Regions from separate parts of the Homo sapiens genome. Here region 2 is linked to region 1. A link is an interaction called in ENCODE POLR2A ChIA-PET data of the cell type or tissue named here. Cell type or tissue: A673. All regions are shown on one strand. Links, peaks and the distances in the headings refer to the core of each region. The heading gives the core; the rest is flanking DNA.

Evidence for each region. Peaks named below come from ENCODE experiments on the same cell type or tissue, not always from the same donor. Only the 100,000 strongest peaks of a DNase experiment are listed, where the experiment ranks them.
Region 2: POLR2A ChIA-PET joins it to region 1 with 7 read pairs; 1 of 35 experiments calls an interaction of 5 or more read pairs at or near these places.

The regions. Positions count from the first base shown.
Region 1 is chr1:163,587,395-163,592,783 of GRCh38, forward strand. No RefSeq gene overlaps it. Among named protein-coding and RNA genes, the nearest start is that of NUF2, 270 kb to the left of the region's middle. In A673, for the core only: no CTCF peak of the experiment used is centred there; DNase peaks (open chromatin) are centred at 1,617 and 2,517; H3K27ac peaks cover 4,621 bases.
Region 2 is chr1:163,528,417-163,533,805 of GRCh38, forward strand. No RefSeq gene overlaps it. Among named protein-coding and RNA genes, the nearest start is that of NUF2, 210 kb to the left of the region's middle. In A673, for the core only: a CTCF peak has its summit at 489; a DNase peak (open chromatin) is centred at 525; H3K27ac peaks cover 1,010 bases.

The DNA of each region.
Region 1 (5,389 bases), core at 223-5,222:
AAAACAGTCATCCTGGTTGTATTAAATATGACATTTAATACCAACCAAGCCAAATCAAGCCAAACAGCCTTAATACTTTATACTTTGTGTGTAAGCCAGGTTTTGCTGGTAAGAGCCTGGATGCTTAGCCTGGGAACAAAACATGGTGTATAACTGACTTTTGCAAGGGATTTCAATGTTGTGCTAGTTTTTCATTGCTGTTGTGACAGATTACCACAAACTTAGTGGCATAAAACAACACAAATGCTTTATCTTACTGATCTGTAAGTCTGATCAGAAGTCTGACAAGGTTGTGCTGAAATCACAGTGTTGGTGGAAGTATTCCTTCTGGAGGCTCTAGGGGACAATCCATTTTTTTCTTATTTCCAGCCTCTGAAGGCTGCCTACATCCCTTGACTGTGGCCCCTTCCAACTTTAAAGCCAAAGTCAGTGGTGGCCCGTTGAGTTTTTTTCACACTGGATGCAGTGGACTCTAACATTGACTCTTATGACACGTTCCCATTTTAAGGATCATTGTGTTGACCTTGTGTTCACACAAATAACCTAGGAGAATCTCCCTGTCTTAAAATCAGTGGCTTAGCAACCTTAATCCTCATTTGCGATACAATATATTCACAGGTTCTGGGTATTAGGATGTGGACATCTTGGAGGGCCATTATTTAGCCTGTCACAGATGTGGAACGAGCATTATTCTTATTCCTTTGAGATAACGTCTATTAAGTGCTTAGCTGCTTTTGGACCTATGGTGAGTATTAAACAAGGAGTACTTGACATGTTGATGTTCTGACTATTAGTATTAGTATTAGTATTAGTATTAGTATTAGTCATTCTTCCCCTTATTTCTTATTAAAATCAGAGTAAAATTCCAATGAGTAAGGAGTTTTTCAGCTACATATGAAGAAACATTAGTCATGAGAACTGTCCAAAGCTATCAATAGCTACCACATAAGATGTCCCTGTCACTGAGATGAGATTATGTCCTCCCAGGCTGGATAATGGCTTGGGGAGACACTGTAGAGAGAATGCTCACATCTGAGCTGATGGTCCTTCTACTCCTGAGGTTCCATCCTTTGTTGCCTCTGCAGAACTCCACAAAAACCGTAAGGTCCAACAACCTTTCTATTTTCTCCTAAGTTTTCCTTCTACTTTTCTCAGGAGTAGTCCTCACCCCTGACCAACACTGATATGCACCTTCATATGACATGTTGAAGGCAAAAATGACAAGCAGGTTTACCTTTGCTTTGGAAATGAATTTGCCTATTGTGCATGTTGGGCGTCAGCAACAAGAATTGCTGGGAATGGTAAGGAGAAAGTGCCAGGATCCGATGTTATGGATGTCAAATGCACTTCCCTGTGCTCCCCTCCCACCAGGATTCAATCTTACATTGGAACAAAAACCCAGAAAAATCCAGATGGTAGGTGGCATTTAAATCAGTTAGATGGATTGAGCTTTGTCTTTCTAATGAATGAGAATCATGAGACAGAATTTGCCATTTCTCACTGCTATCCACTTACCCAACCCCTTCCCAAGCTTCGGGGGCAGGGGACTTTCAAGTGCTATGGATACTCTTACAGACCAGATTAGGAGTCTAAGGCTTATTACTGGACTTAACTTCTGATGAAACATCATAAGTCAAACTGTAATAGAAGCTGTCCTGCATTGATGCAACAGGGGCCGGGGATTGTTTATAGTGGAGACCCCCACAGATATCCAGAATGATTCCCATCACAGTGGATAATAGGATTACTGACAGCATTATCTAAGTCCAATTACTCCTGAAAGGTGGATATGTGGAAATATCCTATCTCCGAGAAATTTTCCTTCAGCCTTTAAAGGTGATCAAATCCTTCCCATCTAATAATATAAAAACTGAGCAATATCTCTTTTGATTTGGCTACTCTATCCAAGCATAGTCTATTTTCTTCTTTTTTTCCCAAACAAAATGAAACTTAAGAAAAAAGTTTCCAAAACATTGTCTACATTCTCTGTGTTCATATTCTCTCCTCCTACTCACTTCTCTACCCAATCCAAATGAGTTTCTTTCCTATCTCTTTACTAAAATGACTCTTGATTTACTTCTGATCTTTGTTTCAAGATCTCTCTTAGAGAAGCCATGTAATCTCCAGATTTAGTCATCTGTGTATACGGAAAACTTTGCATATATACACTATCGTGATTAATTACTCTTAACATATTGGGTTAATTTTGCCCATAGAAAGTACTCAATAAGTACCAGATTAATAAATGTATGTATATTTGTTGCCAGCTAAAATCCTTCCCACTGTTCATCCACTGCTATGGCTATACATAAAGCTGTTGCCTGAAGAGTTTAATTTTTGTTGAGTTTCAGAAGGCAAAAAATAATGATGATGAAGTAATCTAGGGGAGTAGAGCTGGCTATATATTGAAATCTTAACTGAAGGTATGGACTTATATAATTGACTGTATATCATCCTGACTGACATCTTCTTGGACCAATTGAGACAATTCTATGCCTTGTGAAATTGGCTGAGGCAGTCAGCTTGATTGATCCAGTATAGTCAGGAGCTTTACTGGAAGCAACAACCCACTGTAGTGCTGGTGCAGCGTAATTGTATAGCTACAGTTTTTCTGTTGGTATAGAGCAGTGTTTCCTTCCTTCCTTCCTTCCTTCCTTCCTTCCTTCCTTCCTTCCTTCCTTCCTTCCTTCCTTCATTCCGTCCTTCCTGTCACACTAAGAAATACAATTTCTATTACAATGCACACATTTATACACATATAACTGAAGATAGAGTGCCATAAAACAAAATTTATCCTTATTACATTAGACACATTCTGATATTTGCTATTGCATTCTATGTCACTTTTTTAAATACTCATTGTGATCAACTGATTTGATTTTATGAACTATTGATGAGTTTTGACCTGTACTTTGCAAAAGACTGACTTAGACAAAGTCCACTTATTCCAGCCCCTGGGTTTATTGAGGTATAATTGGTAGAAAAAATTGTAAAAATTTAAGGTGTATAGTATGATAATTTGATATACATACATTGTGAAGTGACTGGCACTCAAGTTAATTAACACATCCACCACCTCATATAGTTAGTATTTGTGTGTGTGTATGTATGTATGTATGACAGCATTTAATATCTATTTTCTTATTAAATTTCAAGTATACGAAAGTATTAACCATAGTCACTATACTGTATATTACAATCCCATAACTTATTCATTTTAACTAAATGTTTGTACATTTTGACCAACATCTCTCGATTCCCCCACCCAGCTGCTCAGTCACCATTCCACCTTCTGCTTCTGTAAATTTGACTTTTTTAGATCCATATAAAAATGAGATCAGATAGTATTTGTCTTTTTTGTCTGATTTATTTTGCTTAGTATAATGCTGTCAAGGTTCAAACATGTTGTTGCAAGTGGCAGGATTTCCATCTTTTTAAGGATAAATAATATTTCATTGTATATACATACTACATTTTTAAATGAATTCATCTGTCAGTGGACACTTCGTTGTTTCCATGGCTTGGCTATGTAAAGCTGTAACAAACATGGGAGAAAAGATATCTAAGATCTTGATTTTGTTTCCTTTAGGTATATAACCAGACATGGGATTGTTTGGTCATTAGGTAGCTCACTTTTTTTGTTTGTTTTTGAGGGAGCTCCATACTGTTTTCCATGATTATTGTACCAACTTACATCCCCACCAACAGTTCACAAAAGGTCCCTTTTCTCTACATCCTCACAAACACTTAATCTCTTCTCTTTTTGATAATAGCCATCCTAATAGGTGTCATGTAGTATCCCATTGTGGCTTTAATTTGTGTTTCTCTGATGATTACTGATGTTAAGCACCTTTTAATGTACCTATTGTCCATTTGTATGCCTTCCCTGGAAAAATGTCTACTCAGGTCCTTTGTGTCAGGCCCCCGAGCCCATGCTAAGCCATCATATCCCCTGCGACCTGCAGGTATACATCCAGGTGGCCTGAAGTAATTGAAGAATCACAAAAGAAGTGAAAATGGCCTGTTCCTGCCTTAACTGATGACATTACCTTGTGAAATTCCTTCTCCTGGCTCATCCTGGCTCAAAAGCTCCCCCACTGAGCACCTTGTGTCCCCTGCCCCTGCCAGCCAGAGAACAACCCCCTTTGACTATAATTTTCCACTACCTACCCAAATCCTATAAAACGGCCCCACCCCTATATCCCTTCACTGACTCTCTTTTCGGACTCAGCCCACCTGCACCCAGGTGATTAAAAAGCTTTATTGCTCACACAAAGCCTGTTGGTGGTCTCTTCACACAGACATGTGTGAAATTTGGTGCCGTGACTCAGATCGGGGGACCTCCCTTGAGAGATCAATCCCCTGTCCTCCTGCTCTTTGCTCTGTGAGAAAGATCCACCTACAACCTCTGGTCCTCAGACCAATCAGCCCAAGAAACATCTCACCAATTTTAAATTGGGTAAGCGGCCGCTTTTTACTGTCTTCTCCAAGCTCTCACTATCCCTCAACCTCTTTCTCCTTTCAACCTTGGCGCCACACTTCAATCTCTCCCTTCTCTTAATTTCAGTTCCTTTCCTTTTCTGGTAGAGACAAAGGAGACACATTTTATCCGTGGACTCAAAACTCTGGTGCTGGTCACGGACTCATGAAGACAGTCTTCCCTTGGTGTTTAATTATTGCGGGGACGCCTGCTTTGGCTGCTCACCCATATTGCAGCGCAGGGCTGCTCACCCAACCCCTTCTCTCTGTGTCTCTACCCCTTTTCCACTTTCCCGGGGGGCAAGCACCTCCCACCCCTTCTCCACTTTCCTGGGGGGCAAGCACCCCTCACCCCTTCTCTCCATATCTCTACCCTCTCTTTTCTCTGGACTGGCCTCCTTCTCTACAGGCAACCTTCCACCTTCTTCTCCCTTAGCCTGTGTTCTCAAGAACTGAAAACCTCTTCAACTCACACTTGACCTAAAACCTAAATGCCTTATTTTCTTCTGCAATGCTGCTTAACCCCAATACAAACTCGACAATGGTTCCAAATAGCCAGAAAACAGCACTTTCGATTTTTCCATCCTACAAGATCTAGATAATTCTTGTCATAAAATGGGCAAATGGTCTGAGGTGCCTGATGTCCAGGCATTCTTTTACACATCAGTCCCTCCCTAGTCTCTGTTCCCAATGCAACTCATCCCAAATCTTCCTTCTTTCCCTCCCACCTGTCCCCTCAGTCCCAACCCCAAGTGTTGCTGAGTCTTTCCAATCTTCCTTTTTCACAGACCCATCTGACCTCTCCCCTCCTCCCCAGGCTGCTCCTCACCAGGCCAAGCCAGGTCCCAATTCTTCCTCAGCCTCCGCTCCCCCACCCTATAATCCTTTTATCACCTCCCCTCCTCACACC
Region 2 (5,389 bases), core at 285-5,284, 59 kb before region 1:
AAAAGAATGAAATCCTCTCATTTATAGCAACATGGATGAGTCTAGAGAATATTGTGTTGAGTGAAGTAAGGCAGGTACAGAAAGGTAAGTGCCATGTATTCTTACTCATATGTGGAAGCTAAGTAAGACCTCATAGAAGTAAAGAGCAGAATAATGATATCTAGAGTCTGGGAAGGGTGAAAAGAAGAGGGGATAGGGAAAGGTGTTGGTTAAGGAACACATATTATACTCAGATACGAGAAATAAGTTCTAGTGTTCTATAGCACTGAAGGATGACTATAGTTAATAATTATTTATTCTATATTTTTACATAACTAGAAGAGAGGATTTTGAACGTTCCCAACACAAAGAAATGATAAATATTTGAGGTGATAAATATGCTAATTACCCTAATTTGATTATTATGCATTGTATACAGGTATCAAAATATCACACTTTACTCTGTAAATATGTATGAGTATGTCATTTTTAAATTTAAAAAAATTATACAGTATGCTGCCACCAGGTGGTGATAGCGGCAGCCTTTAATGGACAGTCTCATTGAACTGCTAGAAACATAGTTAAGACCTAGAGTTTCTGTCTAGCACATTACATTTATAAGAATAACTTTTTAAGATTTTGTTTTAAAACATAAGCTTTCTAGTGAAATCAAATGCTGGATGTTAAGAACATGCACTTAATAAGAAGATGAAGAGAGGAGTGAATATTTACTGAGCACTTACTATATGATTTTATATACATTATTTTATTTAACCTTCATGAAACTCTATCAATATACCTTAATGTCCTCAGTTTAAAGACCCTAACTTCTTTGTCCAGGGTTACATAGCAATGATATACCAGAGTTCAAACTGCCTGTATGTAAAGCCTGTATGGCTGTTACTATGCCTATATTTTGTGACTTTCTATCAATAAATAAAGCATGAATTCAGATTTAGTTAATATTTATGCATCTACTGTACCAAGTACTATGCTAAGTAATTATCACAAATGTGAGTACAATTTGGACTTCTTTCTATTAACCCTAATCGGTGTCTAACATTGTTTAATATAAAGTTGATCTTCCCTTAACTTGATAAGGCTTCTCTTTCTCTCAACCATGTTCTCCATCTGTCTCTCTGTCTCTCTCTTTCTTCTCCCTACCTCCTTAAAACTGAAACCTCCATAAGCTGCTACATGGTTTGGGGGTTTCAGTGGAAGACTTATTGTCAAGAATTCCTGCAGAAATAAGTCTACAGCTTTCTGGTTTGCAGATTTTCCTGTGTCAGTCTCAGAAACAATATTTCTTGACTTAGGGTAATAGACACTAATTGGGTGGCAGCCTTGCCCATACAGATCCCCTGAACTTCCTGTGGGACGGAAATTCTGTCTGCTTATTCTCCATTATATTGTTAGCTCTTCAAAATGCTTCTGATGGGCCAGGCACAGTGGCTCACGCCTGTAATCCCAGCACTTTGGGAGGCTGAGGCAGGTGGATCACCTGAGGTCAGGAGTTAGAGACCAGTCTGAAAAACATGGTGAAACCCTGTCTCTAAAAAGGTATTTTTTAACTGGCTTTGATATACGTCTGTCCTCTACTCTTACCCCTGCCCCGCAAAATTAGCTATAGCTATTGATCCAGAAGCTTTTAAATCCGAAGCCAGGCCAATCAGATCTTCTCTATTTCAAATCTGAAACTTTGATAGAAATTATAAGGATGAGAAGCATGGTTGCTCTGACAGTGGCTCCCTGTAGAGCTGGGGTCCTAACTCTTCTGGCCTACTCTAGTTGCTAGTGCTCCTGGGCCTTTTTATCTCTTCCTTTAGTTTTGAACTGCCTTAGTATTCTGACAATGTGGTTTCTCTTTCACTTAACCTTCATGGGGTTAATTTACCAATACATTTAAGCTGTCAGATGTAGTGGACAACTCACTCCATTCCCTCCCACCCTCCCTCCCTCCCTCCGTCCCTCCCTTCCTCCCTCCCTTCCTTCCTTCCTTCCTTCCTTCCTTCCTTCCTTCCTTCCTTCCTTCCCCTTCTTCTCCATCTCCCCCTTCTCCTTCTCCATTTCTTCCTCCTCCTTCTCCATCTGCTCCTCTCATCCATCCCTCTCTCATCCTTGTCCTATTCTTTAGCCTCCTTTGCTCCTAGTGCATTGAGAAACAATATTTCTCTTGCTTCTATTCTGCCTGAATCCATACAGTAGCTCAGGGCTTCTTTATGTCCTAACATAAAATTCTCCAAGGTTCTTCATGTTTCCCCTTCATGTTAAGTTTTACTTTCTTTCAAAGAAGAAGAGTATGTTCTGCCTGCTGATATGTATCTTCAGAGGCATCACTGTTCAGGGGTTTTTGACTTTTATATTTATTTATTCTCTTTATTGTGACGATGATCATCAGGCTCCAATATTTATAACTTGTCTCTATAACAGAACTCCTCAAAATTGATTTGTAAAACAGCTAGGAAACATTGTAGAATATTTGTTTTTACCAGAAGTATAAATAGTTTTCTGAACATTAAAATGGTTTCTTCAAGGTTTGGAAAGGATACACACACAAATTTGTTAATTTGTTTGACTGAGAGTTAGAAAAGTAGAATTTTTTTTCAAGAAATAAGATAAGGGTAGAGTTGAAGGTGATTAAAATAAAGCTACAGGAACTGAATTCAATTCAAGTGCCAGTATTTCTCCAAAGTCAAGAAAAGGGTATAGATGTGGCAATGGGAAAGCCTGTGCCTAAGTTATGTGCCTCACACAATGTACGGAAGAATCACCACATCTGTAGAGAGATTTACATTCACCATAGCATTTTATATCTTGAGGAAATATCTATGCATGCAAATATTTGAGCTGCTTGCCTTCAATGAATCAGTAGCCAATTACACATATTTAATGGGCAATTAAAAAACTAGTCATTTCCTACAAGATGGTCATGAAGAAAAGAAAATCTTGTGCCCTTACTCTTGACATTATTACCATCTCTCTTCCCTTTCTTAATCTTAATTTTGTAGCAAGAATGACAGGGAAATCCAGGAGAGTCTTTAAAGCACTTGAAAGCCCAGAGCATTTATGTGGGAGTTGGTGAGACTATGGGACATGGGACTATGAAAAGCTGCCCTGTGTACCCATCCAGGTTTACTCTGGACTTTGGATCTTATGAACACGAGATTGTGACCTGCAAATAAGAGCAGGCCTGCATGCGGAGGGAGCACTGAAGCAAGACTGACATCAGAAGTGATGGAAAGGAAGAGACACCAGGGCCTGGCTATTCCTTTTGTGCCCAAGTCACTCCCAGCCATTTCTGTCTGTCTTTTATTAAATAAAAATTGTGTATATTCATGGTGTACAGCATGATGTCTTGATACACATATGCATAATGAAATGATTACTAGACTCATGCTAATTAACATATTCATCTCCTTACATAGTTATCATCTTTTGTGTGTGTGTGGTGAGAGCACCTGAAATCTCTCTTAGTAAATTTCCAGTATAAAATACCTTATTATCAACTATAGTGATCAGGCTGTACATTTACATCTCTAGACCATTAATCCTACCTAACTATGATGTATATACACAAGTTAAGTATCCCTTATCCAAAATGCTTAGGACCAGAAGTGTTTTGGATTTTTACCTTTCTTTCAGATTTTGAAATATTTGCGTTATATTTACTGGTTGAGCATACCAAATCTGAAAATCTGAAACCCAGAGTGCTCCAATGAGCATTTCCTTTGAATGTCATATTGGTACTCCAAAAATTTTGGACTTTGGAGCATTTTGGGTTTTCATATTTGGGATGCTTAACTTGTATATATAAAATGGGCAATTATTCAGCCTTAATAAAAAAGAAGATTCTGTTTTTTGTGACAACATGGATGAAACTGGAGAACATTATGCTAAGTGAAATAAGCCAGATGCAAAAGGTAAAATATTATATAATCTCAGAAGTTTTTAATAGCCTTTCTAGAGAAGTACAGACTCCTGCATTTTCCCAGGACAAGACAAACATGCATAAGAAAGTAGGGTTAGATATTCAGATAGGAATCTGTTTAATGATGTGAACTCAGGAGCCCATGATAGGGTAATGGAAATCTAACCCATCTCTGTTAGGGAATTTTGCCAGCCTCTAAGGTGTGCTTTCTGCCCCTTTTAAATGTACCTCTACCAGAAATAGAGGACAATCCTTAATGATCCTTCAAAGCATAAAGGAGATTCCTTTCCCTCACTTCCTCTAGGTAGAGTGAGTAACTCCAGGTATGAGTTCCCATAGCCCTTTTACACAACTCTACTGTATTTTATCCCTTAAAATATTTTTTCTTTTCTTCTTTTCATTTCATCTCATTCACTGATTCATTCAAGCATAATTTGGGCCTCTAACATGCGTCTTCAGTGTGATGGGGGCCTCGTGGATGGCAAATACAGATATCACTAGGAAACATTTCCTGGACCCCAAAGGTCACAGCCTCTGGAAGCAAACATGCAGGTAAGAAAATGATTAAAGCAAGGAGATCGGTTTCACTGGACAAGGCGCTGGGAGCACACAGGGGAGGAAGAAACTTTCTGAGAAGGTTGGTGAAGGTTCCAGTGGAGATGAGTTGTGAAGGGTGAGAATAATTATTAAGTGAATAATGACCACAGAATGAGAGTGGGGACAAGCCTAAAAGTTCAGAGATGAATATGTACACATTGTGCTGTAGGAGACTTCTGGAGTCTCCTCTGGTCTGGGGTGACATACGTGACTTATGGGAAAGCCGGAGGGGAGGAGGCTCTGGAAGCAAATGGGGCCAGATCCCAAGCTTCTAACATATCTTGTTAAGGGACAAGGTTCTTGTTCCGAAGTCAGAGACTGTCAACCTAAGACAGAACAGCTAAGATGCTCCTGCAGGATTCCACGGGAGGGATGAAGAAGGCTGACAAAAGAGGTGGTAGCAAAGAAGGGGAGGTGGGATCCACTCAAGAGGGGGTGAAATTTTCAAGAATTTGTCATACCAGGTTTACCTGAAGCTCTCTCTGGGTTCTGTAAACCTGAGAGTGGTGCTGGTCTGCGTGGATTTCTTATCCTAGCGCCTTCCTCTGTGTATGGCAGGGCGTAGGTATACAATCTACACCTACTGGGCAAATGAGTGAATGGACAACTCACGGTCTTAGCAAAAAGAGTTTATCTACCTGGTTCTCTTTGGGAATGGGTTCTAATAAAAAAGAGAGGAAAAGGGAGAGAATGAGGGTAATAAAATACACGTTTAATTTGAGGCCATATAGTGAGGGATGGGAATGACCCCCCAAGTAACGATGCCATTGCCTCATCCCACAAGCAGCTTCTCCTAAAACGGTCTAATATGGGCTTACCTTTGGAGGTATTTGACCCACTGCCCACACCTCTCCCTCGTTTGAGCTGCCCTATCTCCTCAGAAAC